Regions from separate parts of the Mus musculus genome. Here region 2 is linked to region 1. Evidence: chromatin loops called from intact Hi-C (ENCODE). Cell type or tissue: gastrocnemius. All regions are shown on one strand. Each heading gives the region's core, and the rest is flanking DNA. Links, peaks and the distances in the headings are about the cores only.

What was found. A loop is a pair of places that touch in the nucleus more often than their neighbours do. Peaks named below come from ENCODE experiments on the same cell type or tissue, not always from the same donor. Only the 100,000 strongest peaks of a DNase experiment are listed, where the experiment ranks them.
Region 2: a loop joins it to region 1, with 2.2 times the contacts of the local background. A loop is called at or near these places in 12 of 42 quality-filtered maps.

What each region holds. Positions count from the first base shown.
Region 1 is chr10:127,251,313-127,261,818 of GRCm38, reverse strand. The region is part of intron 1 of Kif5a (kinesin family member 5A); the gene reads left to right. Among named protein-coding and RNA genes, the nearest start is that of Kif5a, 6.8 kb to the left of the region's middle. In gastrocnemius, for the core only: a CTCF peak has its summit at 5,832 (motif pointing right); DNase peaks (open chromatin) are centred at 5,569 and 5,776.
Region 2 is chr10:127,319,933-127,330,438 of GRCm38, reverse strand. Arhgap9 (Rho GTPase activating protein 9) reads right to left here and starts at 8,475. Exons shown (of 16, transcript NM_001285785.2): 1 at 8,008-8,475; 2 at 7,549-7,745; 3 at 5,240-5,320; 4 at 4,809-4,916; 5 at 4,537-4,595; 6 at 4,298-4,391; 7 at 4,012-4,107; 8 at 3,788-3,886; 9 at 3,425-3,566; 10 at 3,234-3,344; 11 at 2,703-2,801; 12 at 2,463-2,540; 13 at 2,292-2,345; 14 at 1,915-2,049; 2 more. The coding sequence starts at 8,323. The coding sequence ends at 769. It overlaps Gli1 (GLI-Kruppel family member GLI1), which reads left to right. Exons shown (of 13, transcript NM_010296.2): 13 at 1-557. The coding sequence ends at 392. In gastrocnemius, for the core only: a CTCF peak has its summit at 5,759 (motif pointing left); DNase peaks (open chromatin) are centred at 2,775, 3,667, 3,973, 5,768 and 1 more place; H3K4me3 peaks cover 2,652 bases; H3K27ac peaks cover 1,775 bases.

The sequences.
Region 1 (10,506 bases), core at 1,153-9,152:
GTCTACAGAACTGAACTTGAGTCTGTGACTCCAAAACCCACATGGTTTTCCTTTATGCCACCCCACCTCCCCAGATTTCCATTCCAGGCCATTGTGATGGTCTGAAGGGCCGCTCGGTCTTGCTCCTTCCACCTTTCTTAGGGTGTTAAGGACTTTCAGGGTAAGAGGATCTGAGGTCCAGTTCTGTAGGACTTTGGGGGTATTGAGCCAAGAAGTTGTTGTTAGTATCAGATGGGAGGAGCAGCTATGAAGGCAGTTGTCAAGGTCAGGATGATTCTTGAGTGCCTTGGTCCACAGTGCTTGGCATAAAGCAACCAGAGAGGGGACACCTGCACCTTCTGAGTTAGGCAATGTAATCGTGTCTAGGAGAAGCTCCAAGCTCCTACCTCTAGCCTGTCCTAGTTTCACAGAGTGAACTCGGTGGGTGGTTTTTGTAGTGTGTGTGTCTTTGCCACAAGAGAGTATCTCTGTTTTGCCCGAGGGTCTTTGCTGTTTGGTCAGTGTGGCCAGGTTAAAATACAGTCCCTATCAACCCCAGGGACCCCACCTCTCTCTGAGTAACCTGGCTGGCTGGCTTTAAGTGGAGAATTTGCAACTTGAGGCCCCTTCAAGTTATAAAGACTGAAAACCAGGAGAGAGTAGCCATGGGAAGCCAATCCACTCGGGTGGACTTTAAAGCTAACGTCTCTGTTCCAGATTTATCCACTCTATGGAGACGGACTCCTTTTAGGCTCTGTGGGTCATCCTGGTGTGGGATGGGTCCTGGCCTGTGACACACCAGGGAAGGGGGGAGGGTGAAAAGAAACCCATGGCTCCCTGGTAACACAGCTTCTGTCTCAGCTCCATAGCTGATCTCCTCATATCTGTTCTGCCAATCCTTGTGGGGCTATAACTCAGTCTGAATCTTCCCTTGCCCAAGGCCTCCTGTTAGTCTCTTACTCCAGATGTAAGTTCTTATAGGGGCCATTTTGTCTCGGGCAACATCCTTAGAGCTGCCTGCATTCTGGAAGTCCGTTCTTCACTCAGTCAAAGGATGGCCTCGGTATTTTGGGGAGGTCCTTGAAGACTCCAGTAGAGTCACGGCAACTACCTCTCACCTCTCCCTGTTTTCTACTCCAGCTCTGTGTGTGTGTGTGGGGGTGGGGGGGAGGGAACCTGCCTACTGAGGAGTGGAAGAAGCCGCTTTGGAATGTCTGGGTAGATGAGGGAGGACACACTGGGATTGAGTAGGAGAGGACAACTCCCCAGAGCCAGCAGCCCTGCTCCCTCCTGTGACGTGCTCCCCTCTCCTCTGCTCCCTCCTGTGATGTGCTCCCCTCTCCTCTGCTCCCTCCTGTGACGTGCTCCCCTCTCCTCTGCTCCCTCCTGTGATGTGCTCCCCTCTCCTCTGCTCCCTCCTGTGACGTGCTCCCCTCTCCTCTGCTCCCTCCTGTGATGTGCTCCCTTCTCCTCGAAGCCCTGCAGTTAGTTAGTTGCTCTAGGCTTCAGAGGCCCTTCTGTTGCTGGGCTGCATTCTGCTTGCAGAGGGTAGAACAGCAAGATGGAGAGACAGCTCTGTAGGCCTCATCTCTTTCTGAAGTGTAAGGAGTGGGATTTGACAAAGTCAGCAGTCCTTGTCACAGAAGAAGGCTGGTGGGACACAGTGTGTGTGAGCTGTTGTCTTGGTTTGCTCTTTTACACTTAGAATCCGGTCTGACGTTTTCACTGGGCTCATCTTTGTTCCAGCCTGGACCACTGCATCCGTGCCAGATGTGGGGGAGGGGAACAGCAAGAAATCAATCAAAGTCAATCTTTCCCCCACCCCCCTTTTCAGCTGTCCAAAGCTTCTTTCCTCAGGTCTCCCAAAAGATAAATGAATTCTGCTTTTGGGTGTTTTGAAACAGGGTTTCTCTGTGTAGCCCTGGCTGTCCTGGAACTCACTCTGTAGACCAGGCTGGCCTTAAACTCACAGAAATCTACCTGCCTCTGCCCCTCTGCCCCTCTGCCCCTCTGCCCCTCTGCCCCTCCCTCTGCCTCTGCTTCCCAAGTGCTGGGATTAAAGGCATGCGCTACCTCTGCCCGGGTTATTGTTTTTTTTTTCATGACACTTATGTATTTTGTTGTCTGATACCTGTGGTGGGCATGCATGTGCCACAGCACACACGTGAGCATCAGAGGACAGCTTTCAGGAGTCAGTGTTCTGTCCCGTGTAGGTCCTGGGAACTGAACTAATAATACCAGCAGCACTTTCAACCACTGGGCCATCTCTCTGGCCCAGTTTTGCTCTGTTTTGTTTTTGAGACAGACCTTCCCATATGCCTCAGCGCAGTCTGGAACTCTATGAATTCCAGGCTGCACTTTGTCCATCCTCCTGTCTCAGCCTCCTGAGTGTTGGGATCGCGGGCACCTGCTACCATCGTGACTTCAAGGGTCCTGAAGGGAAAGTAAGGGTCTCTTTAGCTTTGAGGGAAGTGTCATGGAAGATGCAGAGCTGAGGCAGTATTCACTGTGGCTAGTGTCACTCAAGCGTTACCGTGGCAACAACCCCCAAAGATGTTACCATAGAATAGGGCCTGGTGCTTGAAGATTTGGGTTCTACCAAAGGCGACAACTAAGTAGGTCTCTAGATCCCTACCCTTGGCTCCCCATTAACATCAATCAGCACATGTGATGCAAAGCCATCACGGGATTCTGGGAACTTCCTGAGCCAGTGCACTTCATTAGTACACTAATGAAGGGAACGCAGAGTGGGTTCAAAGACAGCATGGCGCCCGACTGTGGGACTTTGTGAGGAGAGTCTCTAGAGAAGGCTAGAGGGAGTGTGGAGCTTTCAGGGCTGGGAGAGAGCATCCTTGAGGTGTGGAGACTCTGCAGGGATATTGCTAATGCTGCAGGTCACCACTCAGCTCCAAGCTTTGCCATTGGCTGGTGTACAGTTACTAGGGGAAGGAGGGGGAAGGAGGCCCCTTGAACAGACTCGGGGAGGACCCTTTCTGCAGTGGTGTCCAGGCTAGACAAGGGGGTGGTGAAAGGCTGGTTCTACTTGAAAACAGTTTGAGAAATGCAGCCCGGGGAGGGGAGGGCCATGCGACAAGCAGAGGTGAAGCTGTAAGGAGGAGGAGGAGCTGACGCACGGTTGGCGTTTGCTGTTCCATGTCCGAGCATGGAAACTGTGCTCACCATATCATAGCTGTGTGATGGTGGGAGAGCTGCCAGGCCACCCCAAACCTCAGTTTCCTCTTTTATAAAGTGAGAATAACAATACTTAACCCCTAGGATTACTGTGCCCATCACATGAGACACCGTGCACAAACTGCACCATGCTAATGGGCACATGATATCATCTCTGCTTTTAACTTTTGCTTGGGGAGTTGGAGTCTATGTAGTGTGTGCATGTATGTGTGCACATGTGTGTGAGAGAGTGAGCATGCACATATCCCTATATGCAGAGGCCAAAGGAGAAAGTCTGAGTCCTCTTCTGTTGCTGGCCACCTGTTCCCTTGAGACAGTCTCTTACTGAATCTGAAGTTACTATTGTGGCCTGGGCTCCCCTGGGATCCACCTGTCCCTACCTCCCAATACTAAGGTTACAGGCACACACAGCCGTGCCCAGGTTTTACATGGTTTCGATCCAGCTTCTCTCGCATGCACAGCTGTGCTCTTACTTACCGGGTCACCTCCCAACCTAGGTTATTAAAATTACATAAATAAATTAATTAATTAGTGGAGTTGGGGTACACACATCACAGAACACCAGTGCAGGTCCCAGGACAACGTGCAGGAGTTCAGTTCTCTCCATCCACCCAGTGAGTCTGTGAATGGAACTCGGGCAGTCAGGTGGTTTGGCAGCGGACACCTCTATCTGCTGAGCCATCTAGCCAGCCCTGGTTCATTGAGACAGGATCTTGCTGTGTGGCCCTGGCTGGCCTATAAGTCACTGTGTAGTTCAGGGTGGTTCACATTCAAGCTCGAGGCCCCTTTCCTGCCTTAGCCTCTCGAGTAGCATTGTGGGTGTGTGCCCCCAAATAAACAGATTAACAGCTAAAATGTTAGCTGAGCACTATGGTTCACGCCCTGTGAATCCTAGCACTCGGGAAGCTAAGGCAGGAGGATTGGAACTCTGAGGCTAACTTGGACTCTACGGAGACCATGCCTGAAAAAGAAGGTAAGGGAGCCAGGGCGTGGTGGCACATGGTGGTGCACACCTTTAATCCCAGCACAGGGTAGGTACACGCAGGTGGATCTCTGAGTTTGAGGCCAGCCAAGGCTACATAGAGAAACCTTGTCCCCCCAGAACCAAAAACCAAACCAAACAAACAAACAGAAGGTGGGGAAGGAATTGCTGAGGAGATGGCTCAGAGGTTAAGAGCACTGGCTGCTCTTCCAGAGGACCTGGGTTCAGTCCCCAGAAGCCTCATAGGAACTCACAACTGTCTGTAACTCCGGGTCCAGGGAATCGGCTACCCTTTTTCTGATCTCCACAGGCACTGGGCATGCAGATGGCACACACACATACATATATACATGTAAAGAGACACTCATACGAATACAACAAAAGTAAATAAAATGGTTTTTATACATCTTGTCTCTGCACACGCCTAATTTGGAAGTGCTAAACACTCTGTCCTCTTATGAATGGCTGCATCCAAACCTCTAGGCCTGTACCCAGCTCTTCCTAGTCGATATCTGTTTATTCAGCAAACACAGGGAGTCGCTGAGTTCCAGGGACTGTGCTTGGTGCGGGGGGATTTGGACGGGTGTTGTCCTTGGGGACATTCTAGATCTGGGTGGTGATTTGAAACTTCGGGAGAACCCGGGGCAGCGGCAGCAGTGGACCATCAGAAGGCATCCTTCTAGCAGGGTGTGGCTGCAGTGGTGCTGATTACAGCACTTGGAAGCCCAGAGGCAGGAATGAGGACTGTGAGTCGCAGGCTAGCCTGGGCTACCTAGCAAGGTCCTGTCCGAAGCAAACAAATGGCGTTTACCAGCTCTGTGTTAATTTCCTTACCTTCCAAGAAAGATCCTTTTTAACACACGACACCTTTAATCTCAGCACGCTGGGAGCAGAGACAGGTGAATCTCTGTGAATTCCAGGCCAGTCAGGACTACACAGTGAAGCCCTGATCCCAAGCAAAAGACAACCGAAAGCACACAACATACCAACAAAACAAAAATGATGTGTAGCTCAGACTGACCTCAAACTCTTGGTGATTCCCCTGCCTCAGCTGCCCAGTGCTGAGGTTACAGGCATGTGCCACCATGGTTAGCAGATGGAAAATCTTAGGTTACATCACTTAAGGTGGAGGCAGGAAGACCATGTTTGAGGCCATGGGGCTGCCGGGCTCCATACAAATCAAATGAAAAAACAAAAAACCCAAACAATAAAAAAGAGCTAGAAATTGGAGTTGAGGGGCCAGACAAGAAATATGAAGTAATGAAGTCATAACATTTGTCATGGTTGATCACAAGAATGGTAAATGCACCCATTCCTTAGGTCTTGAGTGTCTTTTATCCTCCTCACAGGCCTGAGAGCCCCGCCCATCTTCCCTCTGCACTCCTTTCCAGCCAGGCACGCCTCAGCTTCAGCATTTGGAGAGCGCCCGCCATCTTATTCATCCAGCGCTTTCTGGAATCCTACCACTGGGAATGTTTTGAAAGAGTGTGTGTAGATTTGCGTGTGTTGGTTCCCGTGTTCCCGGGGGGGTGGGGGTGGGGTGGGGGGAGGTGGGAGGGGCCAGCCTGGCTGGAAAGTTATATTTAGCCCCCTTTGGCTGGAAGGCATCCAGGCAGCATGGTGGAGAATCATTGGCGGAGAAGAGAGGCACGTCATTGGTCTGAGATAGACACGCTGTGTTTCTGTTTCTGACCACTGGGTGGAAGAAACATGGATGTGGATCAAAGTTAGAGAACTAAGGTAGAGTTTAAAAATAAATAAATAAATAAATAAATAAATAAATAACATTGGGCCGGGCAGTGGTGGCGCACGCCTTTAAAGGCAGAGACAGGTGGATTTCTGAGTCCAAGGCCAGCCTGGTCTACAGAGTGAGTTCCAGGACAGCCAGGACTACACAGAGAAACCCTGTCTCAAAAAAAAAAAAAGGAAATAATATAATTATAAACTTAATACATTTAATTGTTGGCAAAGTTAAAGACAAAAAGCACATAGAAAATACAAAAATCAATCTTACTTCACCATTCTAAGAAAATAATTGTTATTTCCTGTTTGGTTTCTGTTGTTCTTTGGTTGGTTGTGGGGGGGGGATGTTGCTCTTGATATTTTTGAACTCTTTAAAAACGTTTAAATTACATTTGATTTATTTATTCTGTGGGTGTATGTGTGTGTAGGCATGTTTGTGCACCATGGCACCCAGGAGATTCGAGAACCACTTGCAGGAAGCAGTCTCATCTATTGTGTGGGTTTGGAGGCTCAAACTCAGGTGTTCATGTTTGGCAGTGCGTGTCTGCCCATGAGCCACCTGCTGCCTCCCCAAACCCTTCTCCAGGACAGGGTCTCCCTCTGTAGCCCAGGCTGGCTTCAGACTCAGCAATTCTTCTGCTGCAGCCCCTGAAGTGCTAGGATTAAAGATATGGGCCCCTACACACAGAATTCCATGTATTCTCAGCATATGTATAGGTAATTTATAAAGTTATATCATAAGTGATATGTGTTCATATACTTCTGGAAGATTCTAGATTGAGTCCAATGCTTGCTAAGATCTCTTTCTACCCCTGAGCTATAATCACAGCCCCACTAAATATTTTACATAACTTTTATCTTTTTACAATGGTTTTAGTATTTATTTTTCAAACAGCTTTGATATGTATCTTACGCTGGCCTAGAATTTATGGCAATCCTCCTGCCTCAGCCTCCTGAGTACTGGGGTGATAGGCATGCACCAGCATGCCTTGCTCATCTTGTAATTTTGGTGTTTGTTTGTTTGTTTGTTTGTTTTTCCAAGATAGGTTTCTCTGTGTAGTCCTGACTATCACTCTGTAGGCTACAGCATGGAACTCACTTGTTTCTGCCTCCTGAGTGCTGGGATTAAAGGCATGTGCCACCCCTGCACAGCTCATTTTATAGTTGTTAATCTAATCTTTCAGTAAGTCTTATAGGAAGATGTAACAAAATCTAAATAATAGAAATTTTATAATGAAAAGTAATCTTCCTCTGAACTTTTCTTCCTTAGCCTCTTTCTTTTAGAAAAAAACACCACTATCAGTTTCTTTGGACACTTCCAAAAACATATGTACTTACAATCAAGTTCCTGCACACATGTATACATTGTATACACTTACAGTCAAGCACATATGTACATGCATATGTCTTGGTTAGGGTTACTATTGCTGTGATAAAACACAATGGCCAAAATCAAGATAAGGAGAAAAGAGTTTGTTTGGTCCATGCTTCCTCGGCTGTTCATCACTGGGGGAAGTCAGGACAGGAACTCACACAGGGCAGGAATCTGGAGGCAGGAGCTGATGCAGAGGACATGGAGGATGCTGCCTACTGGCTTGCTTCTCAAGGCTCGCTCAGCCTGCTTCCTTATAAAGTGCAGGACCACCAGCCCAAGGCTGACATTACCAACCAGGAGCTGCACCACCCCCCATCACTAATTAAGAAAATGCTCTTCGGGCTTGCCTACCATTTGATATTATGAAGGCATTTTCTCAAGTGAGGTTCCCACCTCTAAGATGACACATTAAACTAGCCAGCACACATATGTCTCTTGTACATGTGCTAGCATACTATATATGCTATTTTGTGCTTTAAAAAAATTACCTTTGAACCTTGGAAATCTTTCCATATCAGCACATAAAATCCATCTCATCCAACATGTGAGCAGCTGAGTGATTGCTGTCTGGGGTGGTCTGGTGTGAGCAGCTGAGTGACTGCTGTCTGGGGTGGTCTGGGAGGCTTGTCTCCTGAGCACTGACACCACCCCACACATGTTGCTGAACAAAGAGATCAATCTCTTTGTTTAAAACCTTCAGACTTGGGGCTGGAGAGATGGCTTAGGGCTTAAGAGCACTGGCTGGCTGCTCTTCCAGAGGTCCTGAGTTCCAGCACCCACATGGTGGCTCACATCCGATGCCCTCTTCTGGTGTGTCTGAAGACAGCTAAGGTGTGTTCATATAAATAAATAAATAAATAAATAAATAATAAATAAATAAATAAATAAATTTGCTAAAAGAAATCAACTTTAGACTTTCTGGTCTGGGTGTGGTATCTCACACCTTTATCCTTAGCATTTGGGAGGCAGAGACAGGAGAATCTCTGAGTTCAGGGCCTGCATGGTCCACAGTGAATTCCAAGCCAGAATTCACTTTTTGAATGTCCCCCAAAACAAAAATAGTAGATTTTCAGATTTAAAAAAAAAAAGAAGTTTTCTTATTTTGGGGGAAAAAAGTTTGTTCTTCTTGCTGCTGCTGCTATTGTTGTTGTTTAGACAGGGTCTCACTCTGTAGACCAGGCTAGCCCTCAAACTCACTGAAATATGCCGGTCTCTGCTGCCACCCTGAGTGCTAGGAGTGAGCTGGAGAGAGAGCTCAGACTTAAAGACCAGGCTCACAAAGCGACGAGACTTGGGTCACAAAGACTGCAGAAAAGTTTTAAGTAAAAGGCAAAATAAAACAGCAACAACCATAAGCCTCAGACTGAAGCAGCACGGTGGCTCCCTCCGCAGGCGCAGCCTTCTGGAAACTAAGCTGAGGGGCTTTGCCATGAATTGATGGTTATCCCGGACTACGGCATGAGGGCCTGTCCTCCAAAAATAATCAAATGAAATAAAAGTGGAGGCTCTCTAATGGAGGATAGCTGCTATTAGCATGTTTTCCTATTCAGGATATATACACACAAGTATACACATATATATATGTATATATACACACACACACATATATAAAATGTGTGTCTGTATACATTTAAATATATTTATATGTATGTATAAATATATATTTGTATATACATATATGTATATAAATACATGTATAGATACAGTGATGTATAATATACATATATGTATATATAATCTTTAAAACTTTTATTCCTTTTTCCTCTCCCATCCTCGGCCCCATCCCATCTTCTTTCCTTCTGTGCTGAGGCTGATGAGGGCTCAGGGTCCCATGTATGCTACACACTCACTGGACCACACTCCAATTGTTTGACTATCTTATGGTTTTCTTTAGGACAGACCTCTGGAGTTAACGTTTTCTTTCTGTCCATTTCTTATCACTTCAGTAAGTGATCTTGCAAACCACATCCCTAGCACTGGAATCCTGGTGCAGAGTATTAATATTTCAGCCCTTGATGGAGCAGGATGACTTGCTAGAACCGGTCTGCCACGCCCCATTAAGGAGCTGCTTCCCCAACTCCTCTCCTTTGTGAACTCCATCTCCGGGCGTCATCCTTTTTAAGTGTAACTTGATATTTTGGTGGCAGGATCAAGCCCAGGGTCTTGCCCTTGCTATAGCAGGTGTTCTCGAAGCCTCTCATCCCCGCTGCCCCCCAGCTTTGGTAGCATTGATCATGGAGCAGCCAAATAAGTGCTTCCGGCTGGTTTTAACCAAAAGCCAGATTTAATTTAAAAAAAAATTTTTTTTTTTGTTCAGTCTTTTGCTTTGTGAAGTCCTTGGGTAGCTGAGGACGGCTTGGGGTCATCCTCCAGCATCTGCCTCCACCGTGCTAGGCTTACAGACACGAGCTACCACACCTCCTTTATTTAGCGCTGGGGACCAAATCCAGGAACATGGTAGGCAAGCATTCTACCAATGGTGCATTTCCAGCCCCAGTTTAAAAATTAATTTTGCTATTTTTTGACATGTATGGGTGTTTTGCATGTGTGTATCTCTGTACCACGTGCATGCCTGGTGCACATGGAAGCCAGAAGAGGCCATCAGGCCATCAGATCCTCTGGATCCCACGTGACAGAGAGTTGTGAGCCACCATAGGGGTGCTGGGAAATGAACCAGGTCCTGTGGAAGAGCAGCCGATGCTACCCTGAACCATCTCTCCACCCAAAGTTTGTTTTTTGTTTTTTGTTTCTTTCTGTTTTGAGACAGGATCTTACTATGTAGCACTGACTGGCCAGGAACTCACTATGTAGACCAGGCTAGCCTCAAACAACCAGAGATCCTGTTGCCTTTACTGGGGTGATAGGAGCTGCTGTGAGCTCTGAGTGAGACAGACAAGTCATAGCCAGAAGACAGCAAGCATTTCACAGTTCTCCCTATCCTCCAGCTCGTACATCTTCTGTTCCTCTTCCTCAAGGTTCCCTGAGTCTGGAGTAAGGTGTGGGGGGTTTGACACAAATGTCCCATTTAGGGATGAGCATACAGTACCTTTTGTTAGTACTTTCACTAATTAACAGATCTCTGCACTTAACTGATAACCCGCTTAAAAAGAAGATCCTCTGGCCAAGGTTGGGAGAAGCTCAGGCCTATAAATATAAATATTTAGAATGCAGTGGAAGACATGTCCATTGAGCAGGTTTCACCCTAGGGTCTCATCATGTAGCCCTGACTTTCCTG
Region 2 (10,506 bases), core at 1,365-9,364, 68 kb before region 1:
GAGTAAACAGGCCTTCCCACAGGCCAGCAGCACCACCCCGACTTCTGCCCCCGCTGTCCCCTTGCTATGGGCCCCTCAAGGTGGGGGATACCAACCCCAGCTGTGGCCATCCTGAGGTGGGCAGGTTAGGAGCAGGCCCTGCCTTGTACCCTCCTCCTGAAGGGCAGGTGTGTAACGCTCTGGACTCTCTTGACCTGGACAACACTCAGCTGGACTTTGTGGCTATCCTAGATGAGGCCCAGGGCCTGAGCCCTCCTCTTTCCCATGAGCAAGGGGACAGCTCTAAAAACACCCCATCTCCCTCTGGGCCCCCCAACATGGCAGTGGGTAACATGAGTGTCTTGCTGGGGTCTCTGCCTGGAGAGACACAATTCCTCAACTCTAGTGCCTAAAAGGGTAAGGAACCCCAAGCAGATGGTATTTCCTAAATGGCTACATGAGGTGCCCAGGGATGGGAGGTTTGGGCTGGGGGCTGTATTTAGTCTATGTATGTTCCAGGAAAGAACAAACTTTAATAATGACACAGTTTCCTGACAATAAAGGAATACTGAGAACAAGCATCACCTGTCATGTTGGGGAGAGCAGAAGCGGGCTCCTATACCTTCCCCTTCAGCAACCCCTCTTAGCCAGGAGCTCAAGTGAGACTGGAGCGGGAAATGAAGGGTGTCCCTTGGGAGGACATTGTATCTTCAGAACAGAAAACCCGCCAGCCCTCTCCAAAGGCTAGCTGACAAATCACAGGAAGCGCCTTCCTCTTCCTCGCCTGGGTCAAGTGAAGAGGCTGGCAAAGTTGTTGAGCATCAACTGGACCAGCTGCCCGGGGTAGAATACGTGGGCCGCCATGTCAGAGGCCTCCTGCTCAGGTCGAAACAGTGTCGGTCCAAACACAATTCCCAGGTTGTGGGCGGTCATTCGGTTCTTATCCGAGTGTGCTATCACCCTGAGGGCAGAGCCAAGGGAAGGAAGAGAGGTGATAACTACCCACTACAGACCAGTACAGCAGTATTAGGTTTGAGCAGGTCAGCAGTCACTCTGGAATCCTTCCACACGCAAGAACAGACCCAACAGGGAACAGAGATGGACCAGTGGAGGAACATTCAGGATGCAGTCTGGAGGCACAAGTGGGGTCCAAGTGCCTGACTCTCAGCTGCAGGGACAGCCCCTAGTGTCCTCTGTGCACTGTGGGAGGAGCACACTCTATGTGCCCAAGTACAGCTCAACCAAGGGAGCTACCCTGCCCCATGGAGACTAAGGCCAGGGAAGGAAGACCATCCTCTCACTTCTCCCACAGAGCCCTCCTTGTCTCCTTCTGCTCATTTCCTTCATTTGGCTGAGCTAGTCAAAGGCCCAGACACAAGTCAGTGCTTCCCTGTCCCCACCCTCCCTGGTCAGGGTCCCCAGTGAACACCCACTCCATCCTCACCAGCACGAACAAGGTTGCTGAGTCCCCCTGACCTGCACAGATGCTCCAGGATGTACTTCAGAGTGTCATGGTTGGGCCTCGGCAGCGAGTCTATTAATTTCTGGATTTTGGAGAGGCACTGCTCTGGCTCAGAAAGTTCTGGGGAGGGTAAAGGCAAGGACAGGGAGTGAACTTGGGGAAAGGGTTACAACCAGGTGTGTAAATTCACTCTTTCCCATGTCCCCTGATGGTATCACTTGTCTGGTACTTGTGGGCCTTACACACAGTAAGCTTGCCTTGCTGCAGAACCAAAGCCCTCCACTCTTCCACAAAGCCCAACATCAACTCTTAGCAAACATTCACACACATATCCCCACCCTCCGAGAATAATTCAGAGGGTTACCATATAAATTATTTTCTATCCCCAGTAAAGTCAGAAGGGACCCTCTGTTCTCTTCTTTACTACATGCCCGCCCACGTCAGGGGTGTTATCTGAAGCCCTCAACCCTTACCAAGGGCATCACGAAAGTCAGGCAGCAACAATGCAGGCACCAGAGGCTGTGGCAGCTCCCGGAAAAAAAGCTTCAAAGCTCCGGTGACCACGTGAATATCATCCCATTCGGCACTGTCTAAATCTAATTTGCCTTCTAGAAGGGGGGGCGGGGGGGGGTAAGAGGTTCCTCGAGTTGAAGGTTCAGGAGAGCCAGAGAATTCCTGACTCAAAGGCTAGGAATTCTGGGTAAATACAATCAAAGCCAGGTCACAAGAATGTGGGGATGGTCCATAGTAGAGCATAGTAGGACAACAAATGAAGGGTAGGGTCAAGGACATGGGGGATTAATTGGAGTATAAAGCTGTTTTTTTTTTTTTGAGCTTCCCATGTAAGTACCTTGTCCTGCCTGTTCTGGGAACATGTATCTCCCATCAGAGGTCACTGCCCGTTCTGCAACATACAGGAGAGACCAGTAGCTTAGGCATGCGGTTCCAACTCCCTCACTCAGAACCACTCTGGGTTCTGAGGTGTTGGAGGCGGTGTGGACTTCCTCCCAAGTTGTCTCACCTCTGTCTACCAGGAAGCGGAGTTTCTGGACCACGGCCAGGTTCCCACTCACCCGGTAAATACCATCCACGTCTAGACCTAGGAGACAAGGATGAGGTCTCTAACGCTAAAATATGTATGGGAGTGGTCTGAGGGAGAGAGGGGTCAGGAGGAAGGCAGGGATGGGGGCAAAGGACTGGAGCATGGGGAAGGGGAGGTTTCAGAGGCGCGGGTGTTGGGGGGTGTCTTCGGAAAAATAACCTTTTTTATCCACGGCCTCAACACAAAGCCGGACAAAGCTGGGCACGGTGTCCCCTTCCCGTTGGCACAGCGACTCCAACTGGCAGCCAAAAACCTGGTCTGCAGAGGAAGGGAGTGAGGTGGGGAGTTGGCTGCTACCTGGGAGCAAGTAGGCCCTCCCTCTGACCTGCAAACAACGGGGGATGAGGGTGGGCAGTGGGGGTTGGGGGAGGCAGGGGCGGACTCAGACTGGAATCTAGCTCTGGAAATTCTACTTTGAGCCTCACTAGAGTTTTAGTTAATGCTAAGATCAGGGATATAAAAGATCTGAAAACTGACTTATCAGGCCAGGCATGGTGCCTCTTACCTGTTATCCCTACAACACTAAGCAGGCTGAGGCAGGAGGATTGCCTAACTTTGAGTAAAGCCTGATATAAATACCGAAAGCCTGTTTCTACAATAATAAAATCCGAAAACAAAATCTACACAAAATAAAGACTCTAGTAAAGCCGATACGAAGAGCAGCGCCCCAGCGGGCCCAGCCCACCCTACCTCGGAACAGACCCCGCTCTTGTAGGCTCTGCAAGGTTGGTCTCTTGGCGATTAGCCGCTTTAACTTGTTCCGCACGCGGTTCTTCTGGTCAGTGCCCTCTGCACACCGACCTGCAAAACCCAGGACAGTGAGCTGAGGGGAGGACCCATTCCCTGCACCCCAGCCCGGCCAGCTCCGGTCCGCTTCGTACTGGAAGTTCTGCGGCTGCCAAGCCGCATCAGGGACTTGGACACCGGTTCCGATTCCAATTCGTCATCCTCACCAGCGCTCAGCTCGGCCAGCTCGGCGGGTCCGGAGCCCGACAGACGCAGCTCCAGGGGGTTCTCCCGATCCTAGACCCGGGCGGCCGGGGTAGGAGGTTGGACAGGAGAACATCTGCACCCCCACCTCGGTGCCAGAGCCCCACATTCCAGCAGGAGTCAAAGGCAGGGCTCTATCGGAGACTTCCTTGTCCGATACCCATAGCCCTTCCCTAGCTCTCTTGGCCCACGGGGGGTCCCCCCTTCCGGGGTCTCGCCTCCCGGGTGCCTTCCAGGGTCTGCACCCTTCTAACCAGCCGCTCGATGACAGTCCGCAGCGCGCGGTGCCAGTCTCGCAGCTCGGTCTCCTCGTCCGACTGCAGCAGGAACTCATGTCCCGGGACCGTGCGGATCTGGGAGTGGAGGGTAGGGGAGCCGGGCGGGGGAAAGGCGAGTGTTAGCTAGGAGTGCCTAAAACGCTGCGAGGACGAGCGACCTCGGGTCACCCTGTCTTTGGGGACGCGCGGAAGACACTCACGTGCAGGACGTTCCGGCGGCTGGACAGCTGGCGCCCGCTGGCCAGGGCCGCCCCGCGCAGGTCCACGCTACTCTCCGGCCGGCTCCCAGCCCGCGCCTGGCAATTATGAGAGAAACTGAGGCAAAGAGTTTTGTTTCCTCACCGCTTCCCTCTCCAGGGAGGTGAGCTGCTTCCTCTTTCCTGTACCTTCCTCTCCATTTCCTTCCTCGCCGCCTCCGCCTCAGTCGGCCTGAGGCGCAAACCAGTAACCCCAAACCCTTGCAGCACCCCCCTGGCCGATACTCACCCAGCCTTGGAGGGATGCAGACTGCGGTGGCCGCTCTCGGTAAAACACAAGGCTGCTACCAGTTAACACCACCCAAGCAGGGCCCCAGTTCTTCCTGTGGGGGAGGAGAGGAAGGAGGAGAGGTAGTTAAAAGGTCATTTTAGAATTTCACCTGGAGTGCCTGAGCTCCCCGCACCATTACGGCTTTCTACCCTGTGAAATCCACCAGCCCAGACCCCGGGCATATTCTGAGCTCTCACCTGAGTTTGCGCCCTCCTTGAGCAATCTTGGTCATGTTGAGCAGGCCTGACCTTTCTTCCTGGGAAGGGTATGGAGTACCGTCTGTAAGCCACCCTGTGCCACCCACAGCCGCCAGAGTTTCTAAGGAATCTACCAGAAGTGGGGACCGTTAAAGTTTGGGGTGGGGGAGACCAGAGAAGCGCAAACACCCAGAAAGAAAATGCTTCAGAGGAGCAGGTGTTGCAGGGTTATGCAGAAAGGATCTTGGCATTCGAAGACAGGAAGTACTCACCACGTGGGGGTCATCCAGGAGCTGTGGCAGAGCTGAACAGGGCCTCAAGGCTCCCGGCTGTTCAGAGAGAGCAAGCCATGGGACGCTTTGGCTGAGGCTTGGTAAACCCTGAGGGTGGGAGATTGAAACAGGAAGAAGAACCTTCGGTTTAGAGGTCCCAGGCCGTAGAAGGAATAGGGGAAAGGTCATAAAAAGTTAACTTTGGGGGCTGGAGAGATGGTTCAGCGGTTAAGAGCACTGACTGCTCTTCCAAAGGTCCTGAGTTCAAATCCCAGCAACTACATGGTGGCTCACAACCTATCTGTAAAGAGATCTGATGCCCTCTTCTGGGGTGTCTGAAGACAGCTATAAGGTACTTACATATAATAAATAAATCTAAAAATATAAATTTAACTTTTTAACATGTGACTGAGAAGTGGGAGGGTTCTCACCTGTGGATCGAGCCATTCCTGAGGCTGTAGGGCACTGCTGTCCCTAGTCAAAGTCTCTGTCTGCTCCATGGAGCCCGGTTTCTGAGTTTAGGGGAAGACAAAGCAACATCTGGATGCTACCTCCACTGTTCTTAACACTTCTCACAAAATTCCTCTTTCTTCTGACCTTCTGAGAGCCCCAGAGAGAAACGGAGAACAGAAGATGGAGGGGAAACAGGAGGGGAGGGCCGCACACGAGCGCCATCCCCAGGTGGGGTCCAGGCGCTACTGGCATTGTTAGGGCCGAAGTCTGTGTCCTGGCAGCTCTAGAAATCTAAGCTCTGTTAATTGTCCCCAGTAATCAATCAAAGAGACAATGCTAAAGGACAAAGAAAGATATATGTGGGTTTAGAGCACTGGCTACCTTCTGGAGGGGCGGGGCGGGGCGGGGCGGGATGGGGAGGGGCGGGTGCTGGCTGGGTTTTCAACATCCTCATTAGGGCTGAAGTTTGCTGTAAATCCAGTTCCAGGAGGCCTGACACCCTCTTCTGGCCTCTGAGAGCACTGCATGCAGGTGTTAATAGGAGCATACATGCAGGCAAAACACCTATACATACAAAATGTGGCCGCAGTGAGAGCAGATCAGTCTTATAAATAGATCCGATGATCCCCAATTCTGCTTTTAGGGTTCTAACATGCAGTTCAGGTTTGAATAGGTTTAGTCAAGCGGTAATCACAAAGCCAGGCATGGTGATGCCCACCTTCAATCTCAGCACTTGGGAGGCAAAGACAGACAGATCTCAGTGAGTTCAAAGCCAGCCTGGTCTTCATAGTGAGTTTCAGGGGAGCCAGAACTAGGAGCTACATAGGGAGACCCTGTCTCAAAAAAAAAAAAAAAGGTAATTGTAATTAGGCAGTCCTGGTAAAGGCATGGTCCTTGTTCATCTTTGTCCCAGCTCCGTCTCTGCCACAGGAAGGTCTGAAGAGGTGTCAGAACACTGTGAACCGTCTTCCTGGGAGACAAGTTCCGTTTCTGGCTGGGATCAGGACCCCAACCTTGTATTCCCCAGCATAAGACTCTTGGGGTAATTCTAATTCCTTGGGGTCCATGCCTCAATGGTCTGAGAGCTGAAGAAAGAGACACTCAGTGCCTTTCTCTTTAGAATTCTGTTGGGAGCTGCTCGCAGCCATTCAGCCTCCTGTAATGCATGCGAGGGGATGCAAGGGCTTCGGACCAGGGACCCTGGACGTCGGAGAAGGCCCGCCAGATTACAGTACACAGGGAGCTGTGACAGGATGTGATCCTGCCTGCCCCAGGAGCGAGAAGCTGGGAAAGAGGAGAAAACTTATTCTGCCCCTGTCCCTCCCGATCTCTCTCCCATTTACTCACGGTCAGCTCCGGGCCCGGGGGGGGCCCTGGTACATGGGTAGAAACCCCAGTCCCTGGCTGTTTTTTAAAAAATTCTTCCCCTCACAGTCTTTGCTCTTCTCCTCACTTCCTGTTGCCAACTTCCCTCCTCCCCCACGCAACCCCGCCCCAGAGCTGCAGGAAAGGGGAACAGGCTTTTTTTTTGGGGGGGGGGAGGAGAGAGTGACCTGTCCTCACACCATCGAGAGTAAAAGAAGACACCAAGAAGTGAGAGACTACGCTAGAGCTAGGGAAGAGAAAGACTTGTTATACACCCGTGAAAGAGAGAGTGTACACTGGGCTTGCTCGTAATCCCAGCAACCCCAGCGTTTGGGAGGCTGAGGCAGGACAGCTGCTGGAGTTTGAGGTCGGTCTGAACTACAAAAGGAAGCGGGGCGAGTTGGGCCTACTGCGGACTAAGACCCCTGGCTCAAAATACAACTGACAACAGAGTGGGGGAGGGGCTGACCAAGGCACTCAGTGTTAGAAGGAACTTGCTAGTGTCCTGACTTGAAGACAGGACTTTAGGACAAACCTTGCCCTGGGCTAGGAGTTAGAACTGGAGAAAAGCAGTCTGCTGACATTCCTTTGGCTGTACTGGATACCCTGTTCCTCCAGGGCCTCTGTAACTCGACTGTCCTTTCTCATCCCCTACGTTGCTTATGGCCACTCTTCCTGCTCCTGCGAGATCTTCTCAGAGCACCTCAGCCTCTTCTCCTCATTGTGTCCATCTGTCCCCCTCTCCCCTCCTCTCTGATCTTTAAGGGAGGGGTGTTGTCTGTGTCCCCCTCTCCTACCTTCAGTACTTAAGGGAGGGAGGCTGTGTCCAGTTCACCACTTCACATAGATCCCGCCCCACCCTGCTGTAGTGCAGGCGGCCGACCAAGCTCTGAGTTATGCTCCAGGAAGCTCTGTAACTCACCACAGCAACTTCTGTCATCCACCAGTGAGACCTTTCTCCTGGCCCTTCCTTGAAGGATTTCAGGGAGCAGGCCTTCACATTGCCCGTGCTGACACTTTTGCACATCTTGTGGGGATGGTGAAGAGGCTGCCCAGAAGCAACCTGGGGTTCCTGAGGCAGATAGAGCTCCTCCAGGGAGCCATGATACAGCTTTGTCCCTGGAAAGAGAGATGTGAAGGAGTGGCAGGTGAGGACAGATATGACCTTGGGAATTGTCTAGGAATGCAGGGCAAGGCTGCCGGGAAGTGACACGGGCCCTAGAGCTAAGAGTGTAAAGGGGACGCCACAGTGGCTTGGGTGAGAACTAGGCTTATCAAAGGAGTCCGCAGAAGGTAAGACAGAGTAGTGCTCTCAGCGCTCAAGCGGGAAGAGTCAGAGAGTCGGAAAGGTGAAGAGGGGGGAGGCTCAAAGCTTACTTACCAGGAGTCCAGAGGGAGCTGTTGTAGGTAGTGTCTGCTGGGTTGTGGCAGCAGATTGATTCCTCTGTCATGTATGCAGCTGGAACAAAGATGGGCCGAGAGCTGGGGGGTGCGCCCAGACGCCTCGCCAGCCACCAGTCTGAGTTGGTCTTTCGAAGCAGTAGGAACCTGTCACCTTCAGCCAGAGACACCTGCCGGCCATCTGCCCCAGTGTAAGTGAACGGATAGAGGGCGCAGAGCTGGGGTCCCTGAGAAGGGCTTTGTAGACTCAGCCCTAGATTTCCCCAGATACTTGGCCACCACCGGCCTGAGAACATGGTGGCTGGCACTGTCACCTATAGGAAAAGGGGGTGCTGAAGTTCCAGAAGGAAATAGGAGCTGGTGCCTCCGTACAGAAGGGCATGGTTTGAAGAGTGTGTGTGAGCGTGTGTGTTTTTGTGTGTGTGTGTGTGTGTGTGTGTGTGTGTGTGTGTGTGTGTGTGTGTGTGCAGGACCCTTAGGGCGAGAGGAAGAGGGGAGAGAGATCAGCACAGGTTTGGGGGGGGTCCAACTTCTGTGTGATGTGTCTGTTGAGGAAGTGTATAAATAAGGTGAGAGAGGATGTGGTCAGCAGCCTACCCAGCAAGCAAGGCAGGGAATCTGAGAAGACAACCTAGCTTGGTGATCTTTAGATACCTTGTCGAGGTTACCTGATGTTCCAGGGTCAGAAAGACCTGATCCTGGATGTTGAAGGGAGCCCTGAGCTGCACATAAGGAGGAAGAGGAGGAGGAGGAGGAGGAGCCAGGCTAAGAGCAGAACACAGACAAAAGTACAGGTGACAATGATGAAGGGAAGGTTATGCCATGACCCGTTTTTAAGCTCACACAGGCCTCAGTGTTCCTGTGACCACCCAAACTGCCTCAGACTCGAAGCTTTGTGTTTCCTGTGCAGACAGACAACCAGAAAAACTAAAAAAACAAGCGAGCAGGAAAGGAAAAAAGAAGAGTGCATATCTCCTTCAGCCCCGTCTAGGACACATTAGGGCGCATGATCTATGCATCAACCTTCTGGAGGGGTCCCCGGGTTTATTATGGGGCTCCGTCCATTTGCAATTCTTGTTGTATGTGTGAGTGTTTGGTCTGTGTGTATGTCTCAGCACCATCCAAATGTCTGCTGCCCAAGGAGGCCAGAAGACGGTGTTGGATCCCTGGGATCAACAGTTACAGGCGGTTGTGAACCCTCATGTGGGTACTGGGAATTGAACCAGGGTTCTCTGGAAGAGCAGCCAGAGCTCTTAACTGCCAAGCCATCTCTCCAGCCTTTTTTATTTCTATGCTTAACAAGAACTGGTTGAGGACTGTCTCCTGTGTGGAAGGAGCCGTCAAGAACTAGAAATGACAAAGGGATGAGCTCCTTAGCAGCTTAGGGGGCCAGACCTTAACTGACCTTAACACAGGAAATTTACTAACTGCAGCTGAATTGGAGACCGTGCACACACGGTACAGAAGTCGATGTAGTGGCTCACGCCTTCAACCCAGCACTCAGGAGGCAGGGGCAGGTGCATCTCTATGAGTTTGAGGCCAGCATTATCTACATAGTGAGTTCTAGGGCTGGAGAGATGGCTTGGTGGTTAAGGGCACTGACTGCTCTTCCAAAGACCCTGAGTTCAATCCCCAGTAACCACATGGAGGCTCACGACCATCTGTGATGGGATCCGACACCCTCTTCTGGTGTGTCTGAAGACAGCTACAGTGTACTCATAATAAATAAGTAAATAATTCTTTTTTTTAAAAAAGATTTATTTATTTATTATATGTAAGTACACTGTATCTGTCTTCAGACACTCCAGAAGAGGGCGTTAGATCTCATTACCGGTGGGTCACCATGTGGTTGTGGGATTTGAACTCAGGACCTATGGAAGAGCAGTCAGTGCTCTTATCTGCTGAGCCATCTCGCCAGCCCATAAATAATTCTTTTTTAAAAACAAACAAACAAACAAACAAACAAACAACATCTAGTTAGTTCCAGGACAGCCAGAGCTATATAGTAAGACTCTGTCTCAAAAATAAATAAAAACATCATGAGAGGTGTTTGGAGACTGACGTCACCTGATGTCGCCCTTTCCCTAGCCGGCAGAGGAACTGACTAGCCTGGGAGTGCCGAGCATCAGAAGCAAACTTCTCAATTCTTTGCTTTTCCTCCACTGAGTGGTGTAAGGTTTTTAGTTTCTGCTTGCAGAGCTGGAGTAGAGGGTGAGTGCCTCTTCGCTCTGGTGATGCGAGACAGCCAAGCCAGCTCCCCTCCCCTGACGTAATCCAAGGTCTGACAGGCTGGTCCTCACCCTCCAGGACCTACTCCCTTAGGTTCTCTCTGTTTCACTGTGGGAAGCATGCCCCCTTCTCTTCCTTCCCTTATCCAGAGGCTGATTTTACCTGTGTGTTCATTCAGATATTTAAAATTATCTTTTTGTTTGCTTGTCTTTCAAGACAGAGTTTCTCTGTGTAACAGTCCTGCCTGGCT